Linked DNA regions of Homo sapiens: region 1 is linked to region 2. Evidence: chromatin contacts called from ENCODE Hi-C or POLR2A ChIA-PET data. All regions are on one chromosome and are shown on one strand. The core of a region is the stretch at or near the end of the contact, and the rest is flanking DNA. Distances in the headings are between cores, read along the strand shown.

Region 1 (3,158 bases), core at 345-2,844, 220 kb before region 2:
CTATGTCTTTTAATTGGAGGATTTAGCCCATTTACATTTAAGGTTAATATTGTTATGTGTGAATTTGATCCTGTCATTATGATGTTAGCTGGTTATTTTGCTTGTTAGTTGATGCATAATGTAAATGTTATGTATTATGTGCCTAATCATCTGCTGGTTCAGTTTTTTAATATTTGGATTATTTAGTATCTGGTTTTGTTTAACGGAACAGGACTGTGGTCAGAACAATGGCATGGTCAACCGGGATGCCCTCCTTCTGCAAGATAGGGAAGGGCGGGTGCTACATGACTGTGGGAACCAGGTGTCTGGCAATTGGGATGGTAACTGTCAAGAAATGCAAGTGTCTGAGGCTTTACCCTACTGGCAAGCTAACTTGTTTTATGGATGCTGTTAGAAGATGCAAGATTCCTGGATCAGGGAAAAGGATTTTATTACCTAAGCCACAGGAAGCAGCATGAACTTCATGCTTGCATCAGTTTCCCTTGCCCATCAGGTCACACAGGGGCAAAGTAGAGATTCCCAGGTTGGTGCTGTATACACTATGGGTTTCTATCACAGTTGAGTAATCTCAAGCTTAGGAAACCCAAATCTTATAATGGGCTGCAAGCAAACCTGCTTAACCTTTGCTCCAGAGAGAGACATACTGAACAAAAGCAAAGCTCTACTCTGGAGGAAGACACTATCTCTTTTTTCCAAGACTTTTCACTATAAAACATCCTTGGAAAGGTTGTCTGGAACAAAGGGCTGTCAGTGCCTCTGTTCACTAGCTGTGCAAGAGATGTATGTAGAAGTAGAATTACCTTCAACAGTGACTTAGCAGGTTCTGAAAAAAAAACCTGGAGTCACGAAATATCAGCCCATTTTATCATTCATCTGCACCAAAAGAAAATGTTGGTGAAATTAAAATTTAAAAACCCAACTCTCTACTCCCTCCCTTTCAAAAAAATTTAAGCAAAGCATGCAGCCTGGTACACAGTAGGCATCCAACAAGTGCTGATACCCATTCTCAGGCTCCCCACACATATCCTCTCACATAATTTTGGTGCTCATTTATTCTTTTCTTTGACATATGCTCTTATTTTCATTGTTTTCATCTTTATAAAAAATATTGATGTTGCAATTATGATTCGCAAAGGAATATGTCCTAGATGACCATATTTATAACTTCCCCAAAGGTCCAAAGAACTTTTTTGGATGTTTTGTACTGGAGTTGGTCTTGAGTTTCTGCACATGTGATACACTAGGTGGTGCTAATTGACTGAGCTGAGCAGGGACACTCTTTGCAGCGACGTTAAAGACTAAACCTCACTGAATAGATGTTTTTACAGACGTCAATCAAAGGAGGAAATCTCAATTATTAATAACTGCACTTCTTGAAGATATAAAGAGAAAATGCTATTAATAACGATCATGGTCTTTTCCTTCCCAAATTATTTATAATTACCTGCTTTGCCAAGGACAGAATTCAGCTCTAATTCTGCAGACATTGTCAGGTAATTGTTACGTTCAAGAAAAGCTCTAGCCTGAGTGAAATCTCCTAAACTAGAAAGTTGCCTTTCCTGGAGGAGCAACAATATGGAGAAATGCTTTGTAGAGCAAGGCAGAATTTTCTTTCCAGACCCAGGCAAGCTCAGGCAAGAACCTAAGACTACAGCCAGGTGTAGGGGAAAAAAATTCCTCAGCTGGTCTAGATCAACAAACCACTAAATCACTAAACTAAAGGGCTCCTTTACTAATTTGTCTTACATGGTCAGAAACATAATTTCAAGAAAAAGAAAGTCTTTATTTGAATTTATTGTTCAGACTAAAAGCGAATTAACCAGCAGGTAATCCAGGGCCAATATGAAACATAAAGGAAGATTTATATGAATCATACTTCCTCTGCATTGTATTACAGGAGAAATATAGTTCTAATTTGTAAACGTTCAAAGCATTTCTGACCCTTAAATAACTCCGATTTATAAAAGTAAACACACAAGCCAGCTTTTACTGTCTTTGTCTTTTATGAGTGCCGATGCATTAGGCAGCATTCTTGCAATGCCACACCAATGTGCCCCTACCAAGTAAGGTCAAAATAATAACTGTTCCAATTCTTTTTGTTGTTTTTTTTATAGAGATGGAGGTCTCACCATGTTGCCCAGGCTGGTCTCCAGCTCCTGGGCTCAAGTAATCCTCTCACCTCAGCCTCCCAAAGTGCTGGGATTATAGGCATGAGCCATCACACCCAGCAACTGTTCCGATTCTCAATGACACCTCTGTCTAGTGGAAATCCCACACCAGGTCTTTAGTTCTCCATTATATAAGTCATGAAACTGTCTTTATGAATGGCTGCACCTGGAAGTTTGATGCCTGAAGGTTTTTTTATGTAAACTGGATTATATTTAAGTAAAGATATCCACCCCATAGCTGCAAAGGACTGTCATCAGTGAAAGGAGAAGTTAAAAAAAAATAGAAAAAAATATATATATAGGTAGATATAAATTATTGGTAATATTTTAGTTCTCGAATGAGTAGCATCCATTATATTCTAAAAGCATAAATAAGCAAATAAAATAAGAAGGCCATTCATGAAACAATGACAATAATATTTTATGAAGCAAGGACTATAATTAATCCAATTCTATGTACTTAAATAAATAAACAGAATAAGTCAAAGGTAGCATAACATTCCACATCCATGTGACCCAATGCCTAAACATCTGCCTGTAACTACTCAACTCAGTCCTGGGAAATAACGTGGGCAAAAATAATTCAGAATCAGGATGTCTGGTTCTCCCACATTGGTGGGAACTTGAGTGAGGAACAGTCACGCTGATAATCTTTTTTTTTTTTTTTTTTTTTTGATACAGAGTCTCGCTCTGTTGCCAGGCTGGAGTGCAGTGGTGCAATCTCGGCTCACTGCAACCTCTGCTTCCCAGGTTCAAGTGATCTTCCTGCCTCAACCTCCTGAGTAGCTGGGACTACAGGCACGTGCCACCACGCCCATCTGTATTTTTAGTAGAGACGGGATTTCACCATGTTGGCCAGGATGGTCTCGATCTCTTGACCTCGTGATCTGCCCGCCTTGGCCTCCCAAAGTGCTAGGATTACAGGCATGAGCCACTGCGCCCGGCTGCATGCTGATAATCTTACAAGGCTTCAGGTCAGAGTAAGGGGAC
Region 2 (2,976 bases), core at 388-2,887:
TTGTCATCTCATAACATCCATGAGTTTAATTTTGAAAAATGCCACTGCAGAAATAAGCATTTGAACTGTATCTCAAATTTTACTATCCAACTGTGTATTTTCAGCATATCTAGCAGTTTAAGTGACACCTCAGTCTTTCTCTTTGCCGAGTTGAACTGTTAGAATAGTCCTTAGAAAGCCGAAGTGTTGACTGGACACAGTGGCTTACGGCTGTAATCCCAGCACTTTGGGAAGCTGAGGCTGGAGGTTCACTTGAGCCCAGGAGTTCAAGACTAGCCTGGGCAACATGGCAAGACCTCGTCTCATAAAAAAATAATAATAGGCCGGGCGCAGTGGCTCACACCTATGATCCCAGCACTTTGGGAGGCCAAGGCGGGCGAATCACCTGAGGTCGGGAGTTCGAGACCAGCCAGACCAACATGGAGAAACCTCATCTCTACTAAAAATACAAAATTAGCCAGGTGTGGTGGCACATGCCTGTCATCCCAGCTACTCGGGAGGCTGAGGCAGGAGAATCACTTGAATCTGGGAGGCGGAGGTTGCAGTGAGCTGAGATCATGCCATTGCACTCCAGCCTGGGTGGGCAACAAGAGCAAAACTCCATCTCAAAATAGTAATAATAATAACTAGGTGTGGTGGTGTGTGCCTGTAGTCCCAGCTACTCAGGAAGCTAAGGCGGGAGGATCACTTGAGCCTGGGAAGTCGAGGCTGCAGTGAGCCGAGGTTGTGTCACTGCACTCCAGTCTGGGTGACAGAGCAAGATCCTGTCTCACAGAAGAGGAAAAGAAAAGAGAAGAGAGACAAAAGAAAACTTAAGTGTCCTTACACTTGAATTCTTTGGCATGCACTTAAGCAAAGAATGAAACAGTTTTCTGCTATCACACCAGCAGAGGCCAGAAGAGAGCTATTTTTATTTTATTTTATTTTATTTTATTTTATTTTATTTTATTTATTTACTTTTTTTTTGAGACAGAGTCTCACTTTTATCGCCCAGGCTGGAATGCACTGGCGCGATCTTGGCTCACTGCAACCTCCTCCTCCCAGGTTCAAGCGATTCTCCTGCCTCAGCCTCCTGAGTAGCTGGGATTACAGGCATACGCCAACATGCCTGGCTAATTTTTTTTGTATTTTTAGTAGAGACGGGGTTTCACCATGTTGGCGAGGCTGGTCTTCAACTCCTGTCCTCAGATGATCCACTGTCTCGGCCTCCCAAAGTGCTGGGATTACAGGCGTGAGCCACTGTGCCCGGCCGAGCGCTATTTTTGGAGAAATAATTAGTTGGAAACTAGGGGCTGAGCAATCAAAAGAGAATTTCTAGGATATACAGGATATGAATTGGATACCTTTGGCACAGTAATGATAGCTCATCAGGCCAAAAAGAGCTTTCAACATAGCTATTGTTGAAATATACAAAGGGCAGAGGCAAGAATTCATGGTCTTGAGAGGAAAAAAAGTCAACATTGTGTACCTATATATTGGGCATTTAGGAATACAAAGAAATGTATGAGATCATATTACCCAGGGGGAGAACAGGCAGCCATAAAAAGATGCCTAAGAGGTCAAAGAGGCTTAGGCTGTGCCGAAGAAATCTTAAGGCCAATTAGAACCCAAACTATGCCTTAGGATGAGTTAACCTAGAGAAGCAAAGAGGAGACAATGCAATCTAAGTTGGGAAACCAACTAATTGGAATGTGGAAATGCTAAAATACTGAGTCAGAAGGGGCTTTAGAGATCATCTGATTCAAGCCTCTCACTTTGTAATGAAGAAACAGGAGCCCAAAGAGTCAGTGATTGCCAAGGTCCCAAAGGGCTAGAACCAGAATGTATGGCATCTGGGACCTCAGTTTGATGTTCTTTCCCCTTTGTAGGTATATGTATTAGAACTAGGGAGTAGAGCTAGTATGTGGTTTAAGTAAGCAAGGCAGTAAACTTGGGTCTTGACTGCAAAATTAAGACTTTAGACTTGAGTCTGTAGTACTGTGGTTTTTCAGACCATTAGTAGCAGATCCCTTTCTTCAAATTAAATCTTATACAGAACTTCAGTAAACAATGATACTTTAATAACATGAATTTATTTCAAGCATTCAATTTTATCACCTTTACTTATAAGTCCACCTAGTCAAATGTTTTCTGCACCTCAGGCCAATTATGTCTGAGGGTAAGTTCCAGGCATCAGTAATTTTGGGGGAGACAGACTGTCACCCAGGCTAGAGAGCAGTGGCACGATCACAGCTCACTGCAGCCTCAGCCTCCTGAGTAGCTGGGACTACCGGCGTGCCACCATGCCTGTTTTGTATTGTTTGACTTTGTAGAGTTGAGGTCTCGCCATGTTGCTCAGGCTGGTCTCAAACTCCTGGGCTCAAGCGATCTGCCTGCCTTTGAGCCACCACACCCGGCCCATCAATATTTCTTTTAAAGCTCCCTGTGTGATTCTGGTGTGCAGCCAAGTTTGAGAACACTGCCCTAAGTCATTGTTACAGGCTAGTACAGTGGCATTCAAACTTTGGTGTACAATAGAATCACCTGGAAGGCTTGTTAAACCACAGATTGCCAAGCTCCACCCCAAAGTTTCTGATTTTGTCTGAGCATTTATATTTTTAACAAGTTCACAAATCAGTATAAGGCAAATTAAGAAATATTGCTATGACAACAAGGAAAAGTAGTAAAATGTTAAACTTCAAGACAGTAGAAAACATTTTGAGCTGTGTAGTAATGCATTAATTTAGATGGCATCATCAGGCCCGCAATATATATAAAATGGATTTGGTGACGGCGTGGTCAGGCATAGAGTCAGGTGTGCAAGAAAAGCATTTAGTAACCTATTATAATATTCCAAATATGAGGAGCACCTGGGGCTAAGACATGGCAGTGCAATGGAAAATAAAAAATTTAGTAACCACTTAATGATTGTTACATGCCAGAACTAGCAGCTGAGAGTAGAAAGATGAATATGACAATTCTCCTCAGTGAGCCTAT

What was found. A loop is a pair of places that touch in the nucleus more often than their neighbours do. ChIA-PET counts read pairs that join two places held with the same protein, here RNA polymerase II (POLR2A). Pooled maps may share reads with other maps.
Region 1: a loop to region 2 is called in a map of endothelial cell of umbilical vein, with 4 times the contacts of the local background. The contact joins two enhancer-like sites. A Hi-C loop is called at or near these places in 1 of 168 maps with a recorded cell type or tissue (endothelial cell of umbilical vein) and 5 of 50 pooled maps. POLR2A ChIA-PET finds 5 or more read pairs at or near these places in 3 of 52 experiments (AG04450, PC-9 and Panc1).

Annotation. Positions count from the first base shown.
Region 1 is chr18:22,812,582-22,815,739 of GRCh38, forward strand. All of the region lies in intron 2 of RBBP8-AS1 (RBBP8 antisense RNA 1), which reads right to left. The region is part of intron 1 of LOC124904263 (a long non-coding RNA gene); the gene reads left to right. Among named protein-coding and RNA genes, the nearest start is that of RBBP8, 120 kb to the right of the region's middle. Within about 2 kb of position 1,595, at least 2 of the 41 ENCODE cell types and tissues checked have a DNase peak (open chromatin) inside an H3K27ac peak, as active enhancers do.
Region 2 is chr18:23,030,799-23,033,774 of GRCh38, forward strand. No RefSeq gene overlaps it. Among named protein-coding and RNA genes, the nearest start is that of RBBP8-AS1, 99 kb to the left of the region's middle. Within about 2 kb of position 1,638, at least 5 of the 41 ENCODE cell types and tissues checked have a DNase peak (open chromatin) inside an H3K27ac peak, as active enhancers do.